Regions from separate parts of the Homo sapiens genome. Here region 2 is linked to region 1. A link is an interaction called in ENCODE POLR2A ChIA-PET data of the cell type or tissue named here. Cell type or tissue: Panc1. All regions are shown on one strand. Links, peaks and the distances in the headings refer to the core of each region. The heading gives the core; the rest is flanking DNA.

The links. ChIA-PET counts read pairs that join two places held together with the same protein. Peaks named below come from ENCODE experiments on the same cell type or tissue, not always from the same donor. Only the 100,000 strongest peaks of a DNase experiment are listed, where the experiment ranks them.
Region 2: POLR2A ChIA-PET joins it to region 1 with 9 read pairs; 2 of 35 experiments call an interaction of 5 or more read pairs at or near these places.

The regions. Positions count from the first base shown.
Region 1 is chr17:61,058,556-61,074,116 of GRCh38, reverse strand. All of the region lies in intron 19 of BCAS3 (BCAS3 microtubule associated cell migration factor), which reads right to left. BCAS3-AS1 (BCAS3 antisense RNA 1) reads left to right here. Exons shown (of 6, transcript NR_186507.1): 3 at 3,235-3,277; 4 at 3,994-4,112. It also overlaps the pseudogene RPL23AP74. Among named protein-coding and RNA genes, the nearest start is that of BCAS3-AS1, 70 kb to the left of the region's middle. In Panc1, for the core only: no CTCF peak of the experiment used is centred there; no DNase peak of the experiment used is centred there; H3K27ac peaks cover 3,784 bases.
Region 2 is chr17:61,287,584-61,303,144 of GRCh38, reverse strand. The region is part of intron 22 of BCAS3 (BCAS3 microtubule associated cell migration factor); the gene reads right to left. Among named protein-coding and RNA genes, the nearest start is that of TBX2-AS1, 100 kb to the left of the region's middle. In Panc1, for the core only: no CTCF peak of the experiment used is centred there; no DNase peak of the experiment used is centred there; H3K27ac peaks cover 2,096 bases.

The DNA.
Region 1 (15,561 bases), core at 5,070-13,069:
TTTCTTAAGAGATAGGATCTTGCTGTGTTACACATGCTGGATTACAGTGGCATGATCATAGCTCACTGTAACCTCAAACTTCTGGGCTCAAACCATCTTCTCACCTCAGTCTAATAAGTAGCTGAGACTACAGGCATGAGCTACCAATGCCTGCCCAATATTTTCTTCCTTGTAGAGACAGGATCTCACAATGTTGACCAGGCTGGTGTCAAACTCCTGGCCTCAAGTGATCCTCTGGCTTTGGCTCTCAGAGTGCTGGGATTACAGGCATGAACCACCACGCCTGGCCTACCATTTTAATACTCAGAGAAATCAAGCAATGAAGTACTGGGAGGAACAGAGAAAAAGAGGGGAGGTAAGTAGAAAGAAAAGTAAGAAAGTAAGAGATGATCATTAAAGAAGTGTGGAAGAAATAGAAAAGAATGAGAAGCTGAAAACCCTCATAATTTCTACCACCAAAAGACATTTATATATACACATCAACATACAAAAATTTCCTTGAGTTAGATTCCTACATATGAAATCAGAGGATGTAAATATATAAATTTCTTAATATATGTTCCCAGAAAGAGTTATACACTTACCCAAGCAGTGAAAGAGAATGCCAACCTCACTGAGCTCTTGCTAGAACAAGGTAGTATTTTGAAAAACTGTATCTTAGTGAAACAGATACAAATAAAGTAGACAAAGCATAACCTAGGGCAAGATTTTAAAAGACACAGACTCACAAAAAGCTTATCTTAACTTGCTGCAAGAGGAGAAATGCTAATTCAGTGAATTACTCAGCAGAGGCATACACAGTATTAAAGTGTAAGATCTGCAGTAATCAAAACTTTTAGCTGCTAGTTCTTCAAAATCATAGTTCTACAGCCAAGCGGCATGGTGGCATTTGTACAAAACACAAATGATCACAAAAGCATACACCTACATTCTTGTGATGACAAATTATATCAAGAAGAAAAGAATATCACAATAACTATTATTTCAGCATTCTTTTGGAAATAATTGATATACATTGAAAGGCTGATAAGTAATGATATTTTCAAAAGGCTAAGTTATCTTCCCACCACTAAATTCTATATTAATTCTTAATACAGAAGAGAACAAGAGGATCCTTGAAATTCCCACCCCTTAAATACTAGTGAAAAATGTGAATATGGAAAATATGTAGAGGCTGGAAAGCAGATGAGGGCAGAGAAGATTTTAAAGAGGTGAGGTAATATGTTATGCAAATATCTGAAGGAGAGGTGTGACCAAGGGAATGTTAAGTACAAAGATTTTGAGATGTAAACATAAAGGGAATAAGTAACAGCTAGGAGGCCACTGTGGTTGGGTGGGATAAGCCATGTTGTGAGTGGAAGGTTAAGTCAGTAAGGCAAAGGAAGTAGGACCAGCAGATTACTGTGGGCTTTTCCTTTCTTCTTTTTTTTTTTTTTTTTTGGTAATAAAGCTCGAGTAATATGATGGAAAGCAATTAGCAATTTTTAAGTAGAAGTGAGTAACCATGCCTTACGTAACTAGCTAGTACCTAATGTGAATTTCTCCAAAAGTTTATGTTGTGTTTTATATATGCTGAGCCTAGACTAGTACGTGTCACAGAACAAGTACTCAATAAGTATTTACTGGGTGGTTGGAGTTTTGGATTCTGTACTAAGTAAGTAACGGCACTAGAATGGCTGGACACTTATTTATCCATCATCAAAATAGGGATAATATATTATAATGTCTGGGATTAGCTTCAAAATAACCCAGTGCAGGGATGAAGGTGGGAGGTAGAATTACAGATGAAAACAGGATTGGTCATTAGTTGATCATTGTTATAGCTGGCTGATAGGTACATGGAGGCTCACTATACTATTATTTTCTAGTTTTGTGTATGTTTGGAATTTTCCACAGTGAGAAGGGAGAAAGATCCTCTCTGCCCTCATTAACTTTCCAAAGGAAGTAATAAAGATTCCAAATATACATCTAGAAATAGTACCATAAATATGCACCCCAAAATCCTAAAGAGATTATAAGAATTTCCATCCCCTTTTTTCACCAAAAATAGTTTTCTAATTAAGCATACTTGGAAGCCATCAGAAGATGGGCAATATAAAAAATAAATCTGGTGGGATAATATTTTTCATTATCAAATAAATATCCTTCCTCTGCCTCACCATTTTTTCCATGTTTGATACATTTTTATTACTAAATTGGGTAAAAGCACAAACATCAAAACAGGAAAAGCTTATAATTAGAAGCTAACTATAATCCAAATAATTTTGAAAAGTCTGAAAGAAGAGTGCAATAAGAGAACATATTTTTTTCACAATAAATTAATCATTAATTGGCACTGTGGTGTTAAACATACAACTAGATATATTACTGTTCATAATAATTGGTAATGTAATATATTTATTAAAATCTGTTGGTCTTCCTATTATATTTAGTATTGGATTCTCTATACAGTTTTAGGAATTACAATATGTAGTATGGAATACCTTAGAACAGTCCCAACAGTATACCACCAAGCCAGAACGCTGTTCCTCCAAATGTGGTCCTCAGACCATTAACATTGACATCCCTCGCAGAGCTTGTTAGAAATAAATAACTTCAGGCTCCACCCACCCAGCCCTACTGAATTACAATCTGCATTTCAACAAGATCCCTAGGTGATTTTATTACACATTAAAATTTGAGAGCTGCATTATACAGGAGTAGACTCACTGCCATTCCTCTAAAATAGATCAGTAGTAAAAGTTTGGAGAATCTACATTATTCTTTAAAAGGAAAAAATATGAAAAACTGGTTTTCATTTGAGAGCTTAGGAGGAAAATAATTAGTTACTTATTGCCATTTCTAAAATCTAGACAAGAAAATTCTGAAATAAGCATGGTTATTATGAGATTAAGTTAGCTATAAATTATTAGGAAATTTAAAATAGAAAGGTACTATCATTTTCATAGGATTTACTTTTTTTGTCCACTTGTTATCCTTCTAAATTCTTCACTATAACCTCAAATTTCAGTATAAATGGCCATTATAGCAGAAGAGCCAGGCTCTGTTTTCCATGGCTGATGTTGGGGGACATATCAAGCCAGTATATGCATAAGTTAAAGGGACAGATCTAAAATGTTCAGCTTACCAGTATTTAATACTTTTCTTAGTTTTTGTTGTAGTTGTTGTTGTTGTTGTTTTAGTCAAAGGTGGTTAAGTGTTTGGAAATGACCTTAGGTGGCTTCTGTTTTACAGATATGACCTGCCAGCGTCACACAACTTTCATACAAAGAAATCAGTAAGTCTCTTGATTTTAGTCAGTCTACATATAGTATTGAAAAGCTTTGTGACAAGTAATTCTTTCTAATGTTACCAGGCTGCCTGTGTAAATACAGAAGGCCAGCCTAGGAGACAGGATAAATTATCTGTGGGAAGGGCCCATAATCAATAGCCAACATTCTAGTTTAAAATTCATTCTCAAATGCTTTGGGCACAAAAAGGTAAAAATAAACTAAGTTTTTGCTCTTTTTATATAGCATATATTTTCTTAGTTTGTACTAATACATTCTTATATTACAAAGGCAATTTCATGGAAGAATCTTCCTTTTGATATTGAATCATCTGAAATTACACAAATAGAACTATACATTCAAAAAAATTCTCATGTGAATAACAAAAAAGACAAGTTAAACAACAACAAAAAAGCTTCCTTTCTATTTTTTTTAAATGGTGAAAAGATATATATATATATATATATATATATATATATATTCAGAATTAGGCAGCTGGACTCAGTTTAGATGATCCCAATTTTGTTGGCAACATCCAAAGCATCGTAACCAGGAGCCAGTCGAACATATGCCTTCTTCTCTCCATCAGGCCAAATCAGGGTGTTGACCTTGGCCACATCAATGTCATAGAGCTTCTTCACAGCCTGTTTAATCTGGTGCTTGTTGGCTTTAACATCCACAAGGAACACAAGTGTGTTGTTGTCTTCTGTCTTCTTCATGGCAGACTCAGTGGTCAGCGGAAACTTGATGATAGCATAGTGGTCAAGCTTGTTTCTCCTGGGAGCGCTCTTCCGAGGATATTTGGGCTGTCTCCAGAGTCGCAGTGTCTTCGGCTGCCGGAAGGTGGGTGACGTGCGGATCTTCTTCTTTTTGTGGCTGTGGACACCTTTCAACACTGCCTTCTTGGCCTTTAAAGCCTTCGCTTTGGCTTCGGCTTTAGGAGGGGCAGGAGCTTCCTTCTTCGCTTTCGGCGCCATCTTGTGAAAAGGGTCTTTTTTTTTTTTTTTTTTTTTACACAGGGTCTCACTCTGTTACCCAGGCTGGAGTGCAGTGGCATGATCTCGGCTCACTGCAGCCTCCACCTTGTGTTCAAGCGATCCTCCCACCTCAGCCTCCTGAGTAGCTGGGATTACAGGCGTGCGCCACCATGCCTGGCTAATTTTTGTATTTTTAGTAGAGACGGGATTTTGCCATGTTGGCCAGGCTGGTCTCAAACTCCTAACCTCAAGTGATCCACCCGCCTTAGCCTCCCAAAGTGCTGAGATTACAGGCATGAACCACCACACCTGGCCTGAAAGTTTTCCTTTCTTGCAGGTGGACATTGAATAGTAGGCCTAATTTGGATTTTGTTTTAAAAGTCCCAAAACAAAAGCAGCTTAAAACCTAATTAAAATGAATTTAAAAATCTGTGCACTCAACTACTGGTCTCTGGCACCATTTTCTGTTTTTTGTCCTTGTGGCGCAGGTTCTTCTTTGTTTCTTCTTTTGCTCTTTTCATTGGCTCAGTTGCACCATTCTCCATCACATTCATCATCACTATCAAATTTAGTTTACCTGCCCTGAAACTGTACCTTCCCTATCGCAAACCCAGGCTGGGTAGCTTTATTACTCTTCCCTTTTCCTGTAAATCTGCAATCTTTGACTTCCATTTATTTGGGGATTCTTGTTGGTCTTGCATGATTTTTTTCAATGCTTCTTTTTCATCTCTCCTTCTACTATTTCCCAAGTCACTTCTTTGGTTTTTTGTTTTTTAATTGTGGGTTACCATTATTTGTGTCTTTGGCTTTACCTAATGCTTCTTTGGCTTTTTCTTTAAATAGAATTATCCTCTCTTTTGCTCCTCTGACAAAGTCTATCCATTTTATTTCACCACTTGCATTTATTTATATTAAAAAATTTCTCTCAATCCAGGTAGGAAGAACATTCTATGTTTACTACCTTGGGAAGGAATGACATACCTGTTCACATGGAAAAAAGAATTTACAACCTTGATAAAAAGAAAATATGATAAGAGCAAAGTTTCCATGCTTCTAACCACTCAAATATTAGGAATGATACCCTGAGATTGGAGCGAGACTGGCAGAGACAGAAAGGGGAAAAAAGAGGGTCACAAAGAGGAGTGGGAAACGACAGAATCCCAGAAGAAGTTTTAGGGACCAATGGCGGTGAAAACTTATGTCTTCAATCTTGGGCAGAGTTAAGGGAAGTGGCAAGAGATCCCACATGGTACAAGAGTAGAAATGGTGTGCACATAGTGTGTCTGTACAGCCAGGTCTGTGACAACCTTACCATGTTCTCCATAGCTTAGAGGAGAAGAATGTTTCATACATGTACAAGAATAATATGGACATAGTCCAGACAACTGACAGGAGCTGGATGAGAAACAAGAATGGATGCTGCAGAGACCTATATGAACCAATGGCCAATGATCTGGTGGGGAAATGGGACATGTCAGTGGTGACAATTAGGACAAAATGTCCCCAAATCCCTTACCTCATACTTTTATACCCTGAACACCCTAGAGAATTTAGATGTAACTTTGGAGGTGGTATAATTGATTGAGATTAATTTTTCCACCTTTCTTCGAATGGAGGTACTAAAAAAAACTTAATAGAGTTTATTTAAAGAAAAATAAAGTTACATATCTTGCAAATCCAAGTTCAATGGACCAAGATACAAAATAGCTACCCTAAAGAAAAATGTTTAGTATCTTTTATATTTACCAACTGTCCTTAGATAATTAATAAACTTGGTACAAGGATATAAATCTAGCCATGTTCTTAGTACAGTAATTTTCAAACACACCTTATCTGCCAAACTGAAAAGGAAAATACTGAATAGGGAATACTATCAATTTACTTTAGAGAATACAACTTCAAAAGTACTGCCTCTACACACAGGCTTTTGCTAAATATACATCAACGAGCAAAGGCAGGATGAGTAGATCATTATGAGGTAACTGTGAGCCTGTCTGTTTTTAGTATTTATAAGCAAATCATGCTTATAGTGAGTAAATAAGAGCTAAAAAATCACTTATGGTATTTTTCTTATAGGAATATATGGGCTTCTGTGTATACATGTGTGTGTTTCTATATATATATATATATTTTTTTTTTTTTTTGTTTGTTTGTTTGAGATGGAGTCTTGCTCTGTCACCAGGCTGGTATACAGCAGCATGATCTCAGCTCACTGCAGCCTCCGCCTCCCAGGTTCAAGCGATTCTCCTGCCTCAGCCTCCCAAGTAGCTGGGATTACAGGTGCGCACCACACACCCAGCTAATTTTTGTATTTTTAGTAGAGGTGGGGTTCCACCATGTTGGCCAGGATGGTCTCGATCTTTTGACCTCATGATCCGCCTGCCTCAGCCTCCCAAAGTGCTGAGATTACAGGTGTGAGCCACTGTGTTCAGCCTATTTATATATTTTCATATGTGAGTATGTGTAAAGCAAACAAAAGCCAATCTGCTTTAGGGCTGACCTTTGAAAATTAGTCCTGTTAATCTAAACCAAAAATACTGCCAAGTCTGTATAAATATATATATATATATATATATATATATATATATATATATATACACATACACACATAAATAAAGTTATGAAATGAAAGATTAATGTCCCCTTAATAACATCCTTAGGTCTGAATCCTATATAATAAAATTCACAATGTTCCAAAAAGTCAATTAATAATATAACTTTTCAAATCAAAATCTTAGAAGAGTTCTATTTTTGAATTTTTAGATGCCTTCTGCAACTTAATACAAGAATCAATGTGTAAAGAATTTTAAAAAATTACCCACAGAAAATATGGTATTTATCGGTTAGAGAAAGTTAAAAGTGTTGCTTTACATACTGCTAAACTATAGGTACAAAGTATTAAAGTATATAAATAATAATTGCAAGATTAAAGGTATAAACATTAACAGACCTCTAAGTTGACATCCTTAAGTTTCTTCAAATATCTAGTTCTTTAACACTACTTAATACAGGTTAGGATAGGTGAATTTGAACCAGGATTCCGAGAATGAGTTATTACCATTCCTAGAAAAATTTAAACCTAACATTTCAATTTTTCCCCCAAAAGAATGAGAAGAAAACCTCAATTTTATGGAATCAAATTCTTTCTAAAATATCCCCAGAGAAACAGCTAGATATCAAAAAAGTTCATCTGCAACTAATCTAGTCTTCTACTTAGAATACAAAAGGTAAGATATTTATCATTAACATATTAAATATACTGTACATTAGAGCAGGTAATTAATTACTCTCATTATATTGGACATGGTTTAAGATACTCAGGAAAAAAATTAGACCTTGTAAAAATGAAGTTTATAAGATTTAAATATTTCTTTGTAAAGCAAGAATAAAAATAAAAATATCTGTATCCAGTACCATTTCATTTAAAGCAATGAAAAACAACTGCCAACGCATGTAAAAGTTAAAAGACTACACACAGCTTGTAAGCATCCTCTTTATATAAACAAGCACAAAGCATAATGAACATCGAGCAGTGCTTATTTATGAAAGTAATGAAGGAAAAGTCTATTTGGTTTGGTTTTGTTCTTCTTGTTCTACCCTTTCCTACATTTCTTGAATTTCCAGTAATAAATTCTCTTAGCTGTAGCTCTGGAAGCTTTAGAGGACATAGCTGATCAACTACAGGTACCACTGTTTGTAAACTCCAGCCTCCCAACTCTAGCAGATGTTAAGAAGCTGTTCTACTCCTTGAAATTAATTGCAATGCTATCACTATCAGAGAAATCTGCTTCTCAAATTAAGGATAAAAATGCTGACCCTAATGGTACCTAGTTTTATATGTGAGATAATCATATAGTTACCTGCTTTAAGATTTTGTTGGAAACTTAAAATATGATAATAGGCTGAATATATAGAAATAGAAATTTAGAGTCTCTTAATTCAAAAATTCACACTGATCTATAAATGAAGATTAAATGCATTTGTAAGTTTAATTATAAATTTAAAACTCACACTGATTTATAAGTGAAAAATCAAAGATGGACCCAAAAGCTCTTATCTGGACAAGTGAGTTTACTGGGTCCTACTGGCAGCTGAGTTTTATATGGGCAGTGGAATTCTTCAGATTCAGGACCAGACACAGTTTTTGTTTTCTCCTACTCTTTACCATATCCCCACCCTTCCTCCACAAACAATAAAACCCTTAGCACGTGAAAGTTTTTAGTGGAGACCTGAGAGATGAATAATGTTGTGCCAGCATTTTTCAGTCGTTTAGGTTATTTAGAGGAACAACATTCCTTTTTCTAGCAACAGAGAAATTTGCAGTTAAATGACATCATGCTGCCTTGAATGAAACAGCTCAGGCTCAAAGTTCACCCAAAGGCCAACAGTGATAAACTCTCTCCCAAGGACAAACCTCAATATATTTTTGGTGCTTATTAAAAACAGCATTTATATAGCAGCCATACAATAAGCAAGGGCTATTTACCAAACTCTGTTTCTGATCAGAAAGCACTCAGGATATAAGGATGAAATTCTGCTTGGGAATGTAGTTTCTTAGTATAGAAACTAAAATTTGCCATTTTAAAACAAAGGTTCAGAAGACAAATAATCCAAAAGCAAAATGAACAAAGGCAGTTCCCAATGAACAAGCAATTCACAGAGGAGGAATTATAATATCCAACAAACATATTTAAATCGTAGTAATTGGAGATTTAATGATTCAAGTTATCATTGCATACATATCAAAGTGGCAAAAATTAAAGTGTGATTTTTTAAATGACTAAAAAAAGGGAGAACCCTTTCAGATTAAAAATAACACACATAACTACTTGAAAATGGGTAGTATTAAATTCACACTGATTTATAAATGTGACAATTTAAATGTAGAGGAATTCACTAAATCTAATACACAGAGCAGTAAAGCAATTCCACAGAATATCACTGGCTGTTCTGTTGATTAGCAGCCATCCCTATACCAATGCAACAACAATACATAAAGGGGAACAAGCTTTATCTACATTATATATTATAGGGATCAATGATCTTCCTTGTGCCCTGACCCTGTAGTACCATAGATGTTCTCTAATTAATTATTAAAGTTTTCTAACAGTCAGTATTGTACATCTCTGGTTTCACTTTCCTTTTATGTCACATTCCCAGAAGAACAGTCACAGGCAATATATAATTAGAAAAAGTATATATCTTCTCTGTCTATAAACTAATAGATTTCACTGAAAAACTGACAACTCTGGGTGCATCTTTTCTCCCCATCTCCTTTTCTGTACCCCCACAGTATCATAATATTACTACAGAAGACATAAACTAAGGAGCTTTCATTTATTGTTCCTGCTACCAAGAGGTCATTTGACATTTAGCATCTGGACAAATTACCCCTGGAGAGTCTGGCTGGGCTCACAATTTAGTTTTACTTCTTAGTGGCCCTAAATATCTCATAAAATGGAGAGAAAGAATAAAGCATAATGGGTTCATGCTATCAGCCAGATCAGTTACTCTACTAAGGAAAAATTTCAAACAGTCCAAGTATACTTTTTTTTTTTTAAGAGATAGGTATCGCTATGCTGACCAAGCTGGCATGCAGTGGCTATTCACAGGCATGATCATCATAGTGCACTATAGCCTAGAATTCCTGGGCCTCAAGTGATCCTCCTGTCTCAGCCTCCTGAGGAGCTGGAACTACAGGTGTATACCATGACACCCAGCCTCTAATATACTTCTAAGAAGTGAACAGACTATAACCATCCTCTCAAAGCACTTGCAAGGTCAAACCATTTTAAGGACAAGGTGGAGTTTAGGAGGGGTCTTCAAAAAGTTCATGGAAAACTGAAGTAAGAACAAATGTCAAATTTACAGTCAAGCTTGGGTAGAAGAATGGTGAAATTATTGATGCTTTACCAAAAGTTTATGGAGACAATGCCCCAGAGAAATCAGCAGTTTACAAATGGATAGTTCGTTTTAAGAAGGGACAAGATGGTATTGAAGATGAAGTCTTCAGTGGCCAGGCCATCCATATCAATTTGATAGGAAAAAAATTCATCTTCTTTGTGCCTTAATTGAAGAGGACCAATGATTAACAGCAGAAACTACAGCCAGTGCCAAAGATATCTCAATTGGTTCCACTTCCCCAATTCTGACTGAAAAATTAAAGGTGAGCAAACTTTTCACTTAATGGGTGCCTAAAGCATTGCACCCAGATCAGCTGCAGACTACAGCAAAGCTTTCAATGGAAATTTTAATCAAGTGGAAACAAGATCCTGAAGCATTTCTTCAAAGAACTATAACAGGAGGCCGGGCATGGTGGCTCATGCCTGTAATCCCAGCACTTTGGGAGGCCGAGGTGGCGGATCACGAGATCAAGAGATCGAGACCATCCTGGCTAACATGGTGAAACTCCGTCTCTACTAAAAATATAAAAAATTAGCAAGCGTGGTGGCAGGTGCCTGTAGTCCCAGCTACTCGGGAGGCTGAGGCGTGAGAATCGCTTGAACCCAGGAGGCAAAGGCTGCAGTGAGCCGAGATTGTGCCACCGCACTCCAGCCTGGGTGACAGAGCAAGACTCTGCCTCAAAAAAAAAAACCAAAACAACAAAAAAACAAAAAACTGTAAATAAACCATGGCTTTACTGTTATAGTAGGATCCAAGAGACGAAGCACAATCAAAGCAATGGCTACCAAAAGGCAGAAGTGGTGCAGTCAAAGCAAAAGTGGGCAAGAGCAAAGGTCACGGCAACAGTTTTTTAGGATGCTTGAGGCAGTTTGTTTGTTGACTTTCTGGAGGGCCAAAGAAAATAATAACATCTGTTGATTATGAGAATGCTTTGAGAAAATTAGCCAAAGCTTTGGTGGGAAAATGCCCGGGAAAGCTTCACCAGAGTCCTCTCCACCACAACAATATTCTTGCTCATTCCTCCCAGCAAACAAGGGCAGTTCTGTGAGAGTGTTGATGGGAAATCATGAGGCATCTACCTCACAGTCCTCATTTGGCTCCTTCAGACTTCTTTTTGCTTCTAATCTTAAAAAAAATCATTAAAGGGCATCCATTTTTCTTTAGTTAATGTAAAAAAGACAGCATTGACATAATTAAATTCCCAGGACCTTCAGTTTTTAGGATGGACTAAATGGCTAGTATCATCGCTTACAAAAATATCTTTAACTTGATGGGGCTTATCTTGAGAAATAAAGTTTATATTTTTAATTTGTATCTTTTAACTCCCTTTTTCCACAAACTTTTTGAAGTCCCCTCATATCTACCTGGAGAGACACACACAATATCTACTTAATGTGTTCTACTAGAACTCACACTAGTGCAACTCATTTGATAGTACAACTGCACTGTATGTACATTAAATCACCAACAGTAGGATAGCTGGAAAAGTAAGTCCACACTATTTTAAAGAATTGTATCATAACTATAAAGTACCTTGCTTATAGCTTGTGAATAACAACTGTTGTCTTATCATGGGTTATATAATCTGGCCAGACTCATATGTAACAATAAGAGCATTCTTATTAAAGCTTACCTTTACAGGAGTATAGAATACAATACATTACTAATAGTAGTTGCCTCCTGGGAGGGGATGAGGTTAGTTGGGAGATACGGAGGATTTATTTTCCACTGGATATTTTTTGTTACCTTTTAAACCGTGTATATCATGTTTATAAAATAAACATGATATAAAAATTCATATTTAATTAAAAGTTGTGGAATAGGAACAATACAATTGATACAGATGGTGCAGCACACCATAGTCAATATATGCAAGCAAACAAATCAGATATATATCAACAGAAGTTGGAAAACGATAAACAAAATAAAAGTTGACCTTATTGCATAGTGGGTTATGTGTTTTTCCCCCTATTTTTAGATTCAGTAACTTTTTAAAGGGGGTGTGCTACTTCTAACTTGCTTATGCATAATGTCTCCGTATCTGTTTATTTATCATTATCTCTGTATTTATACACACAAATATCAAACATAGGACCAGCTTTATCAACTGCTCAAACACGTTGTTTTTTTGTTCAGAAGAATGATTATTTGCTGAAAGCATCCTAAGCTAAATTCTGTGTAGAATTATGAGTTGTAATGCTTCAACAGTAGCAACGGTATTCTCACAGCCAAACCTGAATGTTAGATGCATTTCTTTCAGGAATAATCAATTCTCCATTATAAATTCAAGGAACACTCTAAAATATACTTGATAAGATACTAGGATGAGTAGAGCATATATGGAACCTACTGTAAATTGATGTTGTAAAGGTAAATAATCACTATTTTTGGTCATTAAATTGTGTGCAGTAATCGATGTACCCATCTGTACATGTAGGCAATAGGACAGTGATTGAAAACTTACTGTTCTTGACTCCATCTACAATGGCACAGTTGAATAGCAAAGGCTCTAATGTAGTATTCAGTCTAGCATCTACACTAAGCCCTGACAAACAACAACAAAAAAGCAGGCGAGGATGGGGGGTGATGTTTGCAAATGTAAAAATGGCAAAAATAATTTTTTTTTGCAAAGACTTAATGTGGTTTTTTCATGTTTCATTTATTTATTATCTAGTTACATACTAGGAAAATCCACATCATTATGCAGCAGGAAGAATTACATACAGATTTTCTCTTGCCTAAGCAAAAGAGGCAAAGTTGCCCTGGCATGGAGAGACAAAAGCTTTTAGACCTGGAAGGCACCAAACATTTTCACCCTATAGTTAGGAAAATAATCTAAAATCTTCTTAAATGATCATTAAGCATTCATGATGTTTTCCATATTTTAACTCTAAATTAATCAGAAAATTCTCAAAACCGAGAGGATAGGGGAAAGCATGAGACAGAGAACACAAGCCCACAACTACTGCAGGGTTTTCTTTAACTTTCCAAAAGTAAGAAGAGCATTTTCCAGGCTTGATCTTCCTTGCCTACTCCACAACGTCAAACTACTAAACAGAGATCTCCACAAATCACTGTCCCTGCCTCACCTGTTTTACGTAATGGTGGGGAGTTGTGATCTTTAAAAAGTCTTTATAATCAGATGTATAGTGAAGAATCATGGGTAAAAAGACACAATAGTGAATGACTTTCTTAGGATACTTTGTGGTAGAATGTTGTAAATTGTTGAAACTTGGTAATTGGTAGATTCCTTATACAACTAACTGTGTACTATGTACGTCTAACGTTTCTCCAATAATTTTTTTAAAAACTATTTTATGAATGTTTCAAAAGATTGAACAACCATTTCTTGACCTGCAGACTGACAGAGAGTCATCTTGACTCTTCTTGGCTAGGGTGTGGAATACATGAAGTATTCAGGATCATTCAGTGAGTGATAATTTAAAAAATCATAGTAATACTTTTCTAGAACAGGTTTTTTTTCCCACATAACACTATATGTATCATCCATGTTAATACATTTAGGTCTGGTGGCCGGGCGCAGTGGCTCGCGCCTGTAATCCCAGCACTCTGGGAGGCCAAGCGGGGTGGCTCATGAGGTCAGGAGATCGAGACCATACTGGCTAACACGGTGAAACCCCGTCTCTACTAAAAATACACAAAAAAAAAAAAATTAGCCGGGTGTGGTGGTGGGCGCCTGTAGTCCCAGCTAGTCAGGAGGCTGAGGCAGGAGAATGGCGTGAACCTGGGAGGGGGAGCTTGCAGTGAGCCAAGATTGCGCCACTGCACTCCAGCCTGGGCGACAGAGCAAGACTCTGTCTCAAAAAATAAAAATAAAAATAATAAAAAAAATATATTTAGGTCTGGTTTACTTTCATTACTGTATACCATTTTATTTTCATCTTGTATAACAAAGTGAGGTAGTTCTTTTCCCCTGCATTTTCTTCCTTCCTCACTCCCTTCTTTCTTTCATTTTCACTTTCTCTCTTTCCCACTCATTTTTTCCTTCCTTCCTAGGTTCAAGAGATTGTCCTGCCTCAGCCTTCCCGAGTGGCTGGGATTACAGGCACGCGCCACCACGCCCGGCTAATTTTTGTGTTTTTAGTAGAGACAGGGTTTCACCATGTTGGCCAGGCTGGTCTAGAACTCCTGGACTCAAGCGATCTGCCCAACTTGGCCTCCCAAAGTGCTGGGATTACAGGTGTGAGCCACCGTGCCCAGCCAGTAAAATTTCTTTCTATAGCTTTGAAAATGTGCCCAATATTAGAGCCATACTTGTCCAGCTGACCACTGAAGATCAGAGGAGATATAATACAAACGCTTTCTCTTCACAACAAAGTATGTTCACCTGTGCCACCTGGCAGTATCTGTCATAAAGTAGGTGGAATCATGAGAAGCAAGAAAGACCTCACGGAAGAAGGGTATTCATTCTCACACAACTAAGTACAACCACCAGCTATCATTAGTGAGTTTCTTTTTTCTATCCAAGCTCTTGGGTAAGCCTTTTTGGATCAATTATCTCATATTATCTAACAATGATCCTGTAAGGTAGGTATTATTAATACCCATTTTAAAGACGGGGAGAGGCCAGGTGCAGTGGCTCACGCCTGTAATCCCAGAACTTTGGGAGGCCAAGGCAGGCGGATCATGAGGTCAGGAGATCAAGACCATCCTGGCTAACACAGTGAAACCCCATCTCTACTAAAAATACAAAAAATTAGCCAGGCGTGATGGCGGGCGCCTGTAGTCCCAGCTACTCGGGAAGCTGAGGCAGGAGAATGGTGTGAACCCAGGAGGCAGAGCTTGCAGCGAGCCGAGATTGTGCCACCGCACTCCAGCCTGGGCAACAGAACGAGACTCTGTCTCAAAAAAAAAAAAAAAAAAAAAAAAAAAAAAAAAAAAAGATGGGGAGAAAAAAGAGTTCGGGGAGGTTATCTGCCTAAAGCTGTACAGATAGCAAGTAGCAGAGACAGAGTTCAAATTCAGGACTGCTGACTCTAAAGATCACATTCTTCACCTTAAGCAAAATCACCTCACCTCAATTTATCACTTCATTACCTACTAAGTTCATTATTTTAAGTTAAATTTATCATATAAAACATGTAAGAGATTTTTATCCCCAAACGTCAATTATATCATTGATTGAGAGTCTGTTGTTTGTCTATTCAATGTCTGCTTCACTTAATATAATCTTTTCTATAATCATAATAAACAGTTATGTATCCTGATCAGAGATACCTATACTGTGATCAAACAATGGGGAAAAATTACTTTAACCAGAAGTCACAACACAAGGTTACAGACATTGAAGGAAGCTTCACATGCAGTGAGAGAAACAATCAAAGTGCTACTTTACATACACTATAATACCTCTGATTAAAATTTTTCATCGTAGAAAATACTGGTTTGTT
Region 2 (15,561 bases), core at 2,620-10,619, 230 kb before region 1:
TCCCCCAGCTTTGCTGTATCAGCAGAGCTGCTCAGCACACAGGACAAGGGCTGAAGTGCTTCGGGTCCATCTCAGAGGTCCTGTTGTCGGACAGGCCTTTCCCTTCCATGGCCAGTCTGAAAGGCAGACAGGGGAACTCATCACAAGTTGAGCTGCCTCAACTATCTTTTGCTTTGAATATCCTAGAGCCATGGATGGTCAGATGGCACTGGAAGGGACCTTAGAGATAGATGGTCTTCTCTCTCAAAGCCCGTATTTCGTGGAAAAGGAATTTAGAAAGTGATCTAGACCCTACATCCTCCCTATGGCCAGAACTGTTCCGTCTCACTGCCTTTCTCTACAAAGTCTGAACTACTGTAGGATTCTCTTAGATAAAAACACATCCAGAGGCCGTAGCTGATATTGTAAATGAAGGATCAGATAAAGTGGGGTTGTCTGTTCTTTCAAAGCTGAAAAAAAAATATGAATTCTAGAATTCTGTCACTCATCAATGTAACCTAAATCTTAGTTTCCTTAGCAAGAAAATGGGAGTAATAATGATATGCACCTTGTAATTATATTGTCAGTATTAAACAAGATAGCCTAGGACTTCAGATAAGGAGACTATCTAAAAATAGTGTAACAATACTCCACATCTTAATTTCCAGTTCTTAATTCATAATAAAGAGGATATTTCATTCCTCAAGAATCTAAAAATGACCATAGTAAAAAGGCAGGAAAATTTGCATTTCATTATTGGAATAGTGTGGTTAGCATGTTGAAGATTCTATTAGATGGTACCAATTTTCACATTAAGTGGACATGAGTTATTGCTGAATACTTGAAGTCGTCTCTGGAGAATAAGACATCATAGCCACACAAATGGCAAAGTCAGATTCCGTGGTACATTCTGATGTGACATTAAGAGACAAGATGAGGAAAGTCAAGTAATACACCAGAGAGAACAGGAGAACCCTGGGAGTCGGGGGAGGGGGGAGTTTTTGGCTCTTTCTCCTGGCATGGCAAGAGTGGGACAGGGAGGAGGTAATGAGCTGACTGTATGTGTAGAGAATCTCAACTTTTTCTTAGGACTAGCTGACAGAACTAGCCTTTCCTCAGCAAGCCACTGGGTCTCTGCAGAATGGGAATAAGCGTTCAAAGTGGCCGTGCTTCACCTAATTCTAGAGATGATCTGATGTCTTTTTCATTGATATGAAAATATGCAGACATTTGTGAGGGGGCGGAAAGGGTGCAGATTCTTTACACTGTAAAGAAAGTATCTATTTGTGCTGAAAGGCTCTTTTAACTGTAATCCCATTTGGTGATTACTAACCTGGGGTCCACAGGCCTCCATGAGATCTATGAATAGAATTCAGGTGGTCCATGAATTTGGACTGTGAAAAAAATCACTCCTATGTTTTTGTTAACTTCTAACTGAAATTTTGCATTTATATCAATTATAATGTAGGCAGAAAACAGTAGTTAGCAACCTGTGGCTGTAACCAAGAGAAATCAGTCTTTTGTTTTGTTTTTTTGAGACAGAGTCTCTCACTGTCATCCGGCTGCAATGGTGCAATCTCGGCTCATTGCAACCTCCACCTCCCGGGTTCAAGCGATTCTCCTGACCCAGCCTCCTCAGTAGCTGGGATTACAGGCACCTGCCACCACGCCCAGCTAATTTTTTGTATTTTTTTCCAGCAGAGATGGGGTTTCAGTATGTTGGCCCGGCTGGTCTCGAACTCCTGACCTCGTGATCCACCCGCCTCGGCCTCCCAAAGTGCTGGGATTACAGGCGTGAGTCACCGTGCCCGGCCGAAATCAGTCTTTTCATTGCACATTACTACTGTTGCAATTTACACCAGGGATTGGGAAACGTTTTCTGAAAGGGGCCAGATGGCAAATATTTTAGACTCTGAGGGCCATATGACATGAGGCCAGCTATTCAATTCTGCTGCTGTAGTGTGAAAGCAGGTATGGACAATATGTACATGAGTGAGCATGGCTATGTTCCGATAAAACTTTATTTACAAAACAGTCTGTGGGCTGCAGTTTGCTGACCCCTGGTGCACACACATTTTGACTTTGAAAGTACAGCAGTGATGAATTCTGTTTAGTTAATATGTTAAAAATAAGTACATATATTACTATATCATAAATGTGTGGGCATTTAAAATATTTTGGTAATTATGTTCCTACACACTTTATTTATTTAAAAATATTCTGAGAAAGGGTCTGCAGGCTTGGCCAGATTGCCAGTGGTCTGTGGCACTAAGATGAAGATGTCCTGTCACAAATATATGTGTTTGCCTACAAATGATTCCTGGGCAGAGGCTAGAAGAGGGAGGGAGGAGGAAAGCTGCTGGAACAAAATCAGAGTGTAGAAAACATTGTCAATTGAAGCTAATCAGATATGAAATAAAAACTTCTCTGAACTTTCTGTGGTAGGTGATGAGGGAAAAAAAGGTATTCTTTTCCCTATTTTCAGCTAATGCAGAGAGTTCCACATTTTGTACATTTCTTCTCTCATTGTTTGAGTGTTCACTGTTCCCAGCTTGCCCTCGCATGGCATTACTTACTGCCATACATTTTTCTTTTCTTTTCTTTTCTTTTTTGGCCAGGAACACTGCGTCAAGATGCCATACATTTTTTCTAAAGAGTCTGCAATGAAATCTGGTACTTAAGCACAATGGGTTTAAATGCCCTAAATTAAAACTTGCCCTACTGATCATTTCCTTCCCCAAATGTCACCTGAGTAATGCCTTCTGGGAGCTTAGGGAGCAAGTTTTCTCTTTAGAAAACTGAAGTTGAAGGGGCAGGCGAGGAGTTAAAGGGGAGGAGGGCGGGCATGGGGACCAGACACTTCTCTGTGCTTCATCAAGGTCAAAGCTCTACGAAAACATCCTTAGGGTCTCGGGACAGTGAAACCAACTGGGACTGTATGTGGCAAGTGACATCTTTCTCATAGAAGACTGGCTGGCTGTTTTGTCCTTTCAGTATAAGCTGTATTTACTTCTAATAATGCAACAGCAAAATGTAACGTGAGGAGAAAGCACCTTCTGCCTAGTACTGTACTAAACAGCTCTGGGTTACATTTACAATTTTAATAAACTGATTTGTCAAAACTGTCAGAATCAAGGGAGATCATCTGGATACCAGATGAATGAAAATATCTGTAATTATAAGTTGTCCATTTTTCTCTTTCATCTTCTATACACGTATCTGTGAGCAGCCACATATTTTCATGCACGTGCATACACATAAATTTGAAATCATTTTTTAAAACCTGTCATAATAGAATTCAGGAAAGTAGAAAATACAGTTCTCCTGGGATAACAATGGGACTCAAAGGCTAAGCTGCACTCCCTGTCCTAGGACCCGCATCCTTTTGCTGAACTATGCTGTCAGAGCCAAAACATTTCAGTTTCATTACCACCTGGATTGTTCCTAATCCTGGCTCATCACTCACTTGCTGTGTGACCACAGGTAAGCAACTAAACCTCTCTGGCTAATAGCTGTGTGTGAAGCAACCATTTTGATACTCATTAACTGCCCCACACTAATAGCACAAATATTAATGAGATTCTTTGGGCAATGAACGCCAAACCCTCTAAAGAATGCTATGAAATGGCTATGAGTTGGCATGAATTTATTTAAACGCCTTATCCCAAGTTTACTCAGAATCCCATCTTTTTTCTTTTCTTTTTTTTTTTTTTTTTTTTTTTTGAGATGGAGTCTCGCTCTGTCACCCAGGCTGGAGTGCAATGGTGCAACCTCAGCTCACTGCAAGCTCCGCCTCCCAGGTTCACGCCATTCTCCTGCCCCAGACTCCCAAGTAGCTGGGACTACAGGCGCCCACCACCACGCCAGGCTAATTTTTTGTATTTTTAGTAGAGACAGAGTTTCACCGTGTTAACCAGGATGGTCTCAATCTCCGGACCTCGTGATCCACCTGCCGCAGCCTCCCAAAGTACTGGGATTACAGGTGTGAGCCACTGTGCCCGGCCCTCAGAATCTCATCTTTTGCTATCTACATTTAAATTATAGGCCAGGCACGGTGGCTCATGCCTGTAATCCCAGCACTTTGGGAGGCTGAGGTGGGAGGATCACCTAAAGTCAGGAGTTAGAGACCAACCTGGCCACCATGGCGAAATCTCATCTCTACTAAAAATATAAAAAGTAGCCGGGTATGGTGCAGGGTGCCTCTCATCCCAGCCACTCAGGAGGCTGAGGCAGGAGAACTGCTTGAACCCAGGAGGCAGAGATTGCAGTGAGCCAAGATTGCGCCACTGCACTCCAGCCTAGGCGACAGGGCAAGACTCCATCTCAAATAATAATAATAATAATAAATAAATAAATAAATAAATAAATAAATAATGGCATGTGACTACTTTGAACTGGAAGGCAGCCCACACTTGAGGGCACTGAACTCTCTGTTGCCAGAGAAGGGTGAGAAGGATGACTGAAAAGGTGGAGGATGCAGGGTGTGGGACGTCCCCTTTGGGGGCTTGGATTCTGGCTCCCTTTTGGAAGTAGATTGGAAAGGCAGTGGGCCTTCCCGAGGATCTCTCTCATCATTATTCTCAGGGCAGAGAATGTGAGCTAGAGGATCAACTCACACGGAGAGTGATGATGCTCAAGAGAGCCAGCCTTTGCATGGTCACAAAGACCAGGGCATTTGGAAGAGTTTCCACATACTAGAGCCAAAGTCCTTTTCATTTTATTTCCTTTTTTATTTTAAGATCAATGAGAAATGCAGTCTCTAGATGAGGCTAGCTAGGGAGCTGACTGGGTGGGGAGGGGCCTGGGGGGACAGCTGATTTTTAAACCTGACATTCTAAATGACCCCTAATGAGTTAAGGGCTGTAGTGAGTGTCTCTGTGGCAGTTTTCCAGCCCTGTTACACACTAGGCATAAAAGTGTGTTGGGAACTACAATTTACTGAAGTGTTTTGCTGATGTCCAGGCCTATGTCTTTGGTGAGTGAGAAGAAGCTGCCATTCTAAGTGAGACTCGTGGCCTTTTCAAACCAGTAATGAACACAAATATAGAAGGATCATGCTGAAAGTGACTCTAGAAACCTGCTAGGATAGGTTCCTTAACTTTATGGAGAAGAAAGCTAAGGTCCAGAGAGAAACCTATGACTTGCCCAAGGCCCCACAAAAAGCTACTGATGAAGCTGCAGGGAGACCCAAGTTAGCTGCTCAGCTGCTAGTTCATTTTGCTACAACAAAATACTAATTGGTAGTCGTTTGATACTATTGGAAACAGTCTTTTTAGGGGACGACATCCCTTAGAGAAAGAAAAATACTTGGCTATAGAGAAAAGTAGAATGTGCTACCAACAGTGGACGGAATAAAAATACCGTTGAGAGCATAGCTGTTAGGTAGAAGTTATTCTCACAGTGAACACGAACACCTGTACTTTTCCTAGATTTCCGATTTCACCCTCTCCACCAGACTCAGCTTGCTTCATTTTGACTCTGCCCATCGACCACTGAGGACCCCCATCACACTGACCTCCCTTCAACAAGAACACCTGGGCTTGGCTTTCTCTGCAGTTTTGCCCCTTTGCTTATTTCCACAGGGGTCTAGGTCCCCGCTGACTGCTGCTTTAATCATTTGTTAATTTGCTTAAACATCTGGTCAAATTTTGGAAATAACAGGAGGGTTTAGGTGAACTTCTCTTGGATGCTGAGAGTTTTCACGTGCCCATCTCTGCCCTCCCCCGGCATACACACACACCACTAGATCACCAGACAGTCTAAGCCAATAAAGAAAAAGTCAAGGAGTATGACTTTGGCTTCCCTTTCTCTCGGCTGTTCTTTAGGCTCCTTAACTCAGTATGCTCCAAAGTGAACACACCTTCTCTCCTCCATCCCCAGCCTCTTCCTCTGTGACTGGTACTGCTTTCTACTCAGTTATCAAGCCAGAATTTGAGTGGCATCTTAGACTCCCACCTTTCTATTGCATTCTAAATCCCATATGCATTGACTGTCATGGAGCCCCTGAATTTCCTTTCCCATGTTGGAGCCTCCTCTCCATTCCTCCTATCCCTACCTTACGGAAGGCATTCATCACTCCTCACTTCGATAAATAATTGGTACCTGGCGGTTTCCTGGATCCAGTCTCACCCCACTTCAATCAATTTTCCACACTGTAGCCTAAGTGGGTTTTCCGAAACACGTGTTGATCATATTACCTTGTTTAAAATTCCAAGGGGACTCCCCAAAGCCTTCAGACTCTCTACCATGAAACCCAACCTCCCCATGATCAGCCCTTTATTTCTCCTACAACTCCAAGCATTTATGTCTTATGTCCTGGCCATCCTGAACTAAACACAGCTCCTTGTTTGTGCTCTGTCTCCTCTTGTAAACGGACTTTGCAAGTGCTATTCCCTCTTCGCTGCTGCCTGGCTAATTGCAACTCATTCTTCAAGACTTGGTTTAGTCAATAATTTTTCCAGGATGCCTCCTCTGCCATGTGGTTGGTGCTTAATAAATTTCTGTTGAATAAATAAATAAACCAATAAAATGGTAGAAATATGTTCTAGTAAATACATCTTTTCCTACAGAAAAACATAGTAATAACTGCAAGAGGGACAGGAAAGAATTCACACTGGGGAATGAGAACTTTGGCTGGAGATGATGTCAATATTCGGGCTCTATTTCATGTACCTTCGTCAAAATTACCTTTTTCAAAAAGAGGCAGAATTCTGAAGAACAGCCTCTCCACAGAGAACCTGAAGTTTGGAAAAATATTATTACTGCCTGCCTTGGAACCACTGGGTTCCCTCAAACCCACTGGATGGGCCTTTGGGACCATCAACTCATAGTGATCGTGCTAGTTGCCTTTGCTGATTTTACCAGCAACTGTTTCATCAAATTGTCATTAGGGCTAACTCAAGGTAACCACCAGGAACTTGGAGAATGCATATGACCTCTGGGTAAAGCCTGTTTAACCTGACTGGAAGAATGAGAGAGTATGGAAACAGACATCTGTCTCTTATGGTAATGATACACATTTACATTCTATGTCGCTAGGAAGAAATTTTGGAAATATTTTTCTAAATATCACTGGCAAAACCAAACTCATTTTCAGGGGAGAAAGAAACTTTTCATATCCCTTTTGGGCTGATGCAGGAGCTGTCTAAGCAACTGTTGTGTTGAAAATTGTGATGACCTACGGAAATTTCTTTCTTTTTTTTTTTTTTTTTGAGACGGAGTCTTGCTCTGTTGCCCAGGCTGGAGTGCAATGGCACAATCTTGGCTCACTGCAACCTCCGCCTCCCAGGTTCAAGTGATTCTCCTGCCTCAGCCTCCTGAGTAGCTGGGATTACAGATGTGCATCACCACGCCCAGCTAATTTTTTTTTTTTTTTTAGTAGAGACGGGGGTTTCACCATGTTGGTCAGGCTGGTCTTGAACTCCTGACCTCGTGATCCACCCGCCTCGGCCTCCCAAAGTGCTGGGATTACAGGCATGAGCCACCGCGCCCCGCCTGACCTACAGAAATTTCAAACGGCAACCATGGACATCCCAACACGACAGTTTTTTGACCTGAGTGGTATCAGAAATAGGCTTTACTATAACCAGGTAAATACCTGAACAAAGGAACCCTCATCAGGAAGGCACTGTCACTCTTGGCAGCAGCAATCCCACAGGAAAGGAGTTCCCCTGGCAGAGACAGAGAGACAGCTACTCATCTGACAAAACTCTCTCAGTCTGTCCTTTGCCTTGGGGATTACGCTGGGCATTTAGTGTCAGAGACAGGGGTTCTCTGCTCATCCTCCCCAGGAGCCAGGCTGCTCTCCAGCAGAAGTCTCCATCACCAACGCCTCTTTGCGTATCACCTGCTCCTTATAAACCACTTCTCTTGAGAATAAAGTTTAAGGAAGGATGAAAAGCGTTGCTGCCCAGGCTCCCTAGTAATCCAGCACAATCATTCCAGATGTTGTGACCCACCATTTAAAGGGAATTCCTTGTCTGGACTGCCTCTCTGGGGCAGCTTATTAGGGAGCATACCCTCCAAGGGCTTAGAGAGAAGCCTCGGGACAGCACATCTCCAATCAAGACTTCAGCACTTAGCAGGGACTGTTTAGAAGGTGCGATTCTCAGCTTGTCTCCTTCATAAAGTGACACCAAGCCCTTCCTGCCAGACACAGTCTTGAGTAGTGATGTCATCAGAGGCTTGGAGGCTGTCTTTGTTTCCTGAATTACTAAGGCAGCTGATGTTTAACTGACCTGTCATACTGAAGGCACCATAGGGGCAGAGAGGGCTGACTTCGGGGCAAAGATCTCAAGAGTAGCAATGGACCAGAAGTCTCAAGAGAAACTGCCTTATGATGGTTGGGGAAGACTGAGCTCATCCCAAAGACCAGCTGCATCAAATACAGACTAAATCCCAGCAATGGAGACTGGATGGAGCACGTCTTAATGTTTTTAAGTGACAAGACAATGTTTTGAGAATCCAGACAAATACAGGGACAGAAGAGATGAAACAGAAGAGTACTCAATGAGGTAGGGCATTTCTGCTACCCAGCCTGGGCCTGAGACTCAACTATGTTAAGAACTCAAGGCCTTTCAAGGCCAGTTTGCCCACCAACACCTGAAGAAGTGTGTTAAAATAGCACTAGACAAAAGGTCTATTTCTTATCCCTCCTCAGGCTTCCTGAACTCATACAACCAGCATGGAATTTTTTAATAACAAAAGGAATTCCAAATACCACGCTGTGGCTAGCATAACTCTGCTTGTTCCTTGTAGGACTTAATCAAATCAAATGTTTAAAGATACTTAGGATGGATGATTTTCCCTAGGCTGGTGGGAAGTTCCTTGTCCCTCAAATAAAGAGGGAAAGGACCCGTGAGTAGGGACATCACAGTACTACCACCTATTTGTGGGCCTGGAATAAAAACATATGATATTATATTGCAAGGCTTTTTTCAAACATGATGAGTAACTCCATTATAAGTTTAACTACAGTAGTTGGGATCTGTTCTATACATTTATTGTATTTTAAAATAACTTATTTTGGAGACTGGAAAATACAAGGATGAAATACTCTATTGCTTAACTATTTAACTAGAGATACAACAAACTACTTTGCAGAAAAATGATGCTGTGGCTCACGCCTGTAATCCCAGTACTTTGGGAGGCCGAGGAGGATGGATCCCTTGAGGTCAGGAGTTCAAGACCAGCCTGGCCAACATGGTGAAACCTCTCCTCTACCAAAAGAATACAAAAATAAGCCAGGCGCAGTGGCATACACCTGTAGTCCCAGACACCTGGGAGGCTGAAGTGGGAGGATCGCTTGAACCTGGAAGGCAGAGGTTGCCGTGAGCTGAGATCGTGCCACTGCACTCCAGCCTGGGTGACAGAGTGAGACCCTGTCTGAAAAATAAAAATGAGGTGCTATTTCCAGTAGATCCTGCACATAATGGAACTTAAGGATATGACCCTATATAGTTCCTCATAGCACCAGCCCCATAGTCTTCTCTCTTTCATACTTGACAGTGCTGATCCCTGGTCATATGGCAACAGCATGAGGGTTGTGATTTAATGTCTTAGAAATGGCTGGGTCCATATACCTGTCACTTCCAAGTGACAGAATATGAAGACCTTGTTCTGCTATCCTCTACGGGACTTCTCTGGGCCCTAATAGTCTTGTCTTAAAAACGAGCCAAGAAGGTTAAACGTGCAGTTCTTAACTTTTTTTTTCACCATCTCAACATATCTGATGATAGGCAGCTCTCCTATTAGTAAGAGTGAGAATGATTTTCAAACTGGGGTGAGGGAGGTAAGGCAGGAGAGAAGTTATCAGAATCTCTTGGAGTAGAGGGGCAGGAGGATTTTCTCAAGCTATAAGTGAGATTTCCAACCTGCACGATTTCTAATATCCCTTCTAAAGATGAAACTATGACTATTTCCACATCTACCCTTTAATTTTCCCTCCATTTGTTCCCAAATGAAGTTGGGGCCACCTCCTGTTCAAGATTACATCAGTAATAATTTTTACGAACATACTGGTGGTCTCTGAGCTTGCTTACAGAACATGAGTCCACAGAAGAAATGTGCTGGTTGCCAAATTTCAGCAGTTATTGGCATTTATACTCTGAGAAAACTTTACCAAAAATTTTATACATATGTCAAATGATACACTTGTCAAGAATAACCCCCCATAAATAACCTTCTTCTGGCTTATTTGAACATTGGTTATTGCTTACGTTTATATGATTTAATTGGAGATTTTTAAAGTTGAAGGGTTCAGCTTTGCAAATATTCTGTATGTATTGATGAAAAACAGACATCCTAGGCAGATTTTTTAAAAATGAAATTCACATACTTCGTTACTTGCATGACATCATGTAAGTGATAGTTTGCAAGGTTGTGGCAATCTGTTTATGAAGTACACATATGGGCATAAGAATAGGGGACCCTCTGTATTCTCCCAACCTGGCCACACCTGCCTGACCCCCAAGCATAAAGGACCCCTCACCCCTCATTTCTTTTTTCTTGTTTTTTGAGACGGAGCCTCGCTCTGTCACCCAGGCTGGAGTGCATGGCGTGATCTCGGCTCACTGCAACCTCTGCCTCCTGGGTTCAAGCGATTCTCATGCCTCAGCCTCCTGAGTAGCTGGGATTACAGGCACCCACCACCACGCCTGGCTAATTTTTGTATTTTTAGTAGAGATGGGGTTTTGCCACATTGCCCAGGCTAGTCTCGAATTCCTGAGCTCAAAGTGATCTGCCCACCTCGGCCTCCCAAAGTGCTAGGATTACAGGTGTGAGCCACCATGCCCGGCCCCTCATTTCTTTTCAAATCAAACTAGGGGACTATCCTTTTCTCTTAATTCTCTGCAAAACTACCTGGAATAAAAAAGAAAAATACAAGAGCTGCTGTGAGAATGTTCAATGGCAAGGAAAGTGGGGGTGGGGTGGGGTTGGAACTCATCTAAAGAAAACATTGGGGTGATCCTAGAATCTATCCCCTGAAGGCGTGGGTGGGTGCCAAGTTCTGCATTTCTCCTAAATGATCCCAGCAGCTGCTCCACGTTACATGTGGCAAGTCTTCTAGGATCTCCAAGGGTTTTCAAAGTCATGCTGGCAGCTGCCTCCTGTCGCCCCACTCTATAATGATTGAACCTCTTGTTCCTTTTATAGAGTTGTTCTCTCCTAATAAAACACTAAATGCTGGTCTGAGCAACTGTTCCAGGATCACTAGATGCAATCCTCCCACCCTCTTCCTCCTCACCCTACATGCCTTATATTTTCTATCACAGTGGACCCCTGTGTAAACTGCTCTGGACTGACTCACAGCAGCACGGGCGTGCATACAGGCTTGCAAGTGGGCACACACCGACACACGCACAACCACCATCAGCCCACTTTCAACCAAACCTGAACTCCAAATCCATTTCCAGCTATTTTAAGAGCTGCTACTTTAAAACTGGGCAACCATCCTAAACACATGAAAGTGTACACGAAGCACAAACTGCCATAAATGAAGAACCGCAATTCATTGTGTCAGGAGCCTGCAGAGGTGATACCTTCAAGCTGTTAGTCAGAATAAAAAGCTGTGACTTGTCAGCTCTTGGATGGGAAGCACAGCAAAACAAGCCATTTTTTTCCCGGCAAATATGAACCACATTTTAAAGGTGTGAACCCTTTCCAAACTTCAAAATGCAAATGGAAACAACATACCAATCTAGCAGTTGGCTTGAAAACAGTTCCTAGCTCATCTCAAATCTCACAATCCTTCTCTAAGTCATAATCCGGGAGCTACAGAAAGCAAGCTCAATTCCTCTCCCCACATCAAGTATAGTAATGTTTAAAAGTGGCCTTTATTTTTAAGGTTTCATGCTATTTTATATGTAATCGTGTTTTAAATATTTCCTTTTAAGATGGTAAGTTTCTCCAGAGTTGGAGCCTGGGTTATTCGTTTCTTTTGTTTGTTTGTTTGTTTAAATCACCAATAGCTAGCAAAGTACCTGGTAGGCTGTAGTTGTTCATCAAATGTTTGCTGAATAAACAAGTGAAACCCTAAACACAAAATGGACTTGGTTCGCCAGTGCTTGGCTAAAATAGGCAAACTAGGCCGGGCGCGGTGGCTCACGTCTGTAATCCCAGCGCTTTGGGAGGCCAAGGCGGGTGGATTATGAGGTCAGGAGATCGAGATCATCCTGGCTAACATGGTGAAACCCCGTCTCTACTAAAAATACAAAAAATTAGCCGGGCGTGGTGGCAGGCACCTGTAGTCCCAGCTACTTGGGAGGCTGAGGCAGGAGAATGGCATGAACCCGGGAGGCGGAGCTCACAGTGAGCCGAGATCACGCCACTGCACTCCAGCCTGGGCAACAGAGCGAGACTCTGACTCAAAAAAAAAATGCAAACTAAAAAGTCCCTTGACCACATTTACTCCCAAGATTTTCAAGGCTTTTTTTTCTGGGCTCTTAATGATGGAATCCTACCTTCCTGGAACAATTCTGTTGAAGTAATGGGCATTTGACTATAAAGGAATAAACAGAAAGAAGCTTCAAGCCCTAATGGGTAGTAAACAAATTAGAGGCACCCAAATTCTCTGTCGTTTTTCGTTATCTAGATCTCTCTGAAAGTATAAATTAAAAAGCTATAATTGGTGATTTAATATTTTAGCTCACATTGGTTTATTTTTGGTTAGTAAGTGCTAAGCATTTTATTTAAACTGATTTGTTTTTCTATTATGAACATCTTAAACATATATAAGCAGAGAGAATGGTATAATAAACCCCACTGCCAGCTTTAACAAATAACCAATTCATGCCACTCTTTTTTCATCTATATAATTTTTAACTTACGTTTTGTGACAATCAGACTTCTGCTTACTGCTCCTCAATTAGCTTATAATTACTACCAACTTCTTAGTTTGAGAAAACTCCCACCCAGAAGGTGGACGTTTTGAGCCAAAATATGACATTTGACATGGGTGCAGCTGCTTAAAATATGTCTTCATTAAAGTCAGATGAAGGAGATAAGCTTAGTTTCGGCCTCCAAAGGAACACAAAGTTTGCATTTTTTCTTTTAAGTATAAAAGTAGAACTCTTTCCACCACCACACTCCCTTCCCATGCTCCCTTTACACACACGAACCCAAGTAAACACCCTAATTTCTGAAAAATTTAGTGTCCCAGACCTTTTGGCTATCAGCACTCACATCAGTTTCCCAGTTGCTTTGCTCACACTTTGAAGGAAACCTGGAGGCAAGGACACGGGGCAAAATAAACACTCAAACAAATTGATTCTAAGGAACAGACCTTTATACCTCTCTTCGCTTTTATGGCTTAAGATGGTGCAAAAATGTTACTTACTCCCTAAACAGTTATTAGTCTCTGTAATGTAACATAGCAGATACTTTCTAAATCCTTTTAGCCTTCTCCCCCTTACTGGAAAGATCATCATTTTTTTTTTATTTCAAAGTGGATTTAATAAAGAAAAGGAGTGCTGTTAGAGTAATACGTGAGGCTTTGACATTAAGCAGTGCAACCCTGTGGAGTCGGCAAGAACGGGGTCTCTAATCTCCAGTGATTTATAGAGGCTCTTCCTTCATCTCTGTACTTGGGGAGGGCCAAAAAGTTTAGAGACAGGCTGGCGTCCCTCTTACTCCACACCACTAACTCCTGCTGGCCAGCCTGCCTGCTCAAACTTTTAACCCTTTAGCTGTTACTTGACAGCATACCCATTAAAGCCAGTTTATTTGCTCTCAGAGGACAGAGTGGTTTCACATGGCAGTAATGTACGTGGAGGTAAACAGCCATGTCTGATGTTGAGAAATTACAAGCGAAGAGCAAAAAGGAAGCTAAAAATCAAACTGAGATCATGTGAAGATGTCTGGAAATGGTCAGAAGAGAGACCCCTTTCCATGAGTGACTAGAGTCTGTTGGGCCAGCACCCCCACCACACCCCGCCACTCTGAGTGAGCCAGCTGAGTCGCGGGGGTACATTCTCTCCCAAGTAATGCTTAGTACTTGGAATTATAACTCAAGGTCAAAGTCAAAGTTCCAGAATATGGTTAGAAAGATTAGACGACATGAAGAGTCTGAAACAAGTTGTTCCAACAAGTGGACTAAGGGGTGGAAAGGAGGGTGCACTTGTGTTGGGCCTTGCCCAAGAGGAAATGTGCAGAGGGGCCATTAGGCCTGCGCGGCCCTTCCCGAATGGGACGGGTCATTTTAAACATTGTATTGGTTATAGATAAATACTATGAGCATGTTTTCATGCTCCACCCCTGTCCTCCAAAACCAAAATCTGCTATTCTAAGGCTTTTTTGAATACCAAGGTACCTGGAAAACACCAGCCACCATCCTGGCTAGGCCAGGATTTGGTGGTTCTCAGTACAGCCCTTTCGCCCATGGCTGGGTACAAGGCCTGCTTGGAGGATTGGCATGTGGGGTGGTAGCTTCTTTCTAGGCATCTCTGCATTAAAAACTGTCAAGAAAATTTCCAGTCCTTCAGTGCGCCATATCTTGTGGTTGCTGCCGACTTGGTTCCTTGTCTCTATCAGTCAGACAAGAAAGCACTCCTCCTAAGCCCACTGGGAATGAAGGAGAACTTGACCTTGGTCAAGGTCTTGGGCTGAACTTCAACTTTTAAAAGATCAAAGCACCACATTTGCCAACAAGGACTCACTGGGGATCTGAAGTAGAAAGTGCATGCCAACCTAAAGCTAGGACAATCTATAGCAGAGATGGCTCTGGGACAAAGCCCTTGTACTTGATAACCTTGGGCCCTTGCTGCCTGGATCCACTCCCAACAAAGAAACATACAGAGCCCCACTTTAAGAGGCTTTCTGGAATCAAGCACCCAGGTCAAGAAGTAAGACTGACAAAGATCAACACTACATACTTTAGGGCCAGCAGATGACAAGTCAAGGTCACAAAATTCACTACCGATAATAGCACAGCAAGCCATCAAAGACCTTACACTTTCCCTCCCCACAGCCCATGTAATTTCTTTGATTCAAGTTGATTGAGTGCCTCATTTAATGGAGTGGTTAAGGAAGGAACCAAGGCAGAGACAGGGAGTGACTTGCTGAAGAGCACACAGCCAGTTGGTAAGAAAGTCAGCAACAGAGCCCAGGGCTTCTGACTGTCTTTTACACTTTGGTGTAGAGTAACAAGCTAGAGTTGTAAAGATATCAGAACCAAGTTCGAGTCCCGATTCCTCTGCAAGTTACTTAATCCCTGCAACCTTCAGCTTGCTCCTCTTAAAATAGAAATAATGGTACCTTTTCAATGCTGTGACTATTACATGAGAAAATGAACAAAAATACTTAGAACAATACTTGGCACATAGTATGTACTGAACAAATGTGAATATCCTATTGTTGTTATTACTGCTTTTTCTTCAGAAAGTCAATAATAAGTGTACTTTTTTGGCTTGTTGGTGTTTTTTTTGTTTTGTTTTTTGTTTTTTGACACAGGGTCTCACTCTGTCACCCAGGCTGGAGTGTAACGATGCCATCTTGGCTCACTGTAGCCGCCACCTCCTGGGCTCAAGTGATCCTCCTGCCTCAGCCTCAGTAGTAGCTGGGACTGTAGGTGCCCATCACCATGCC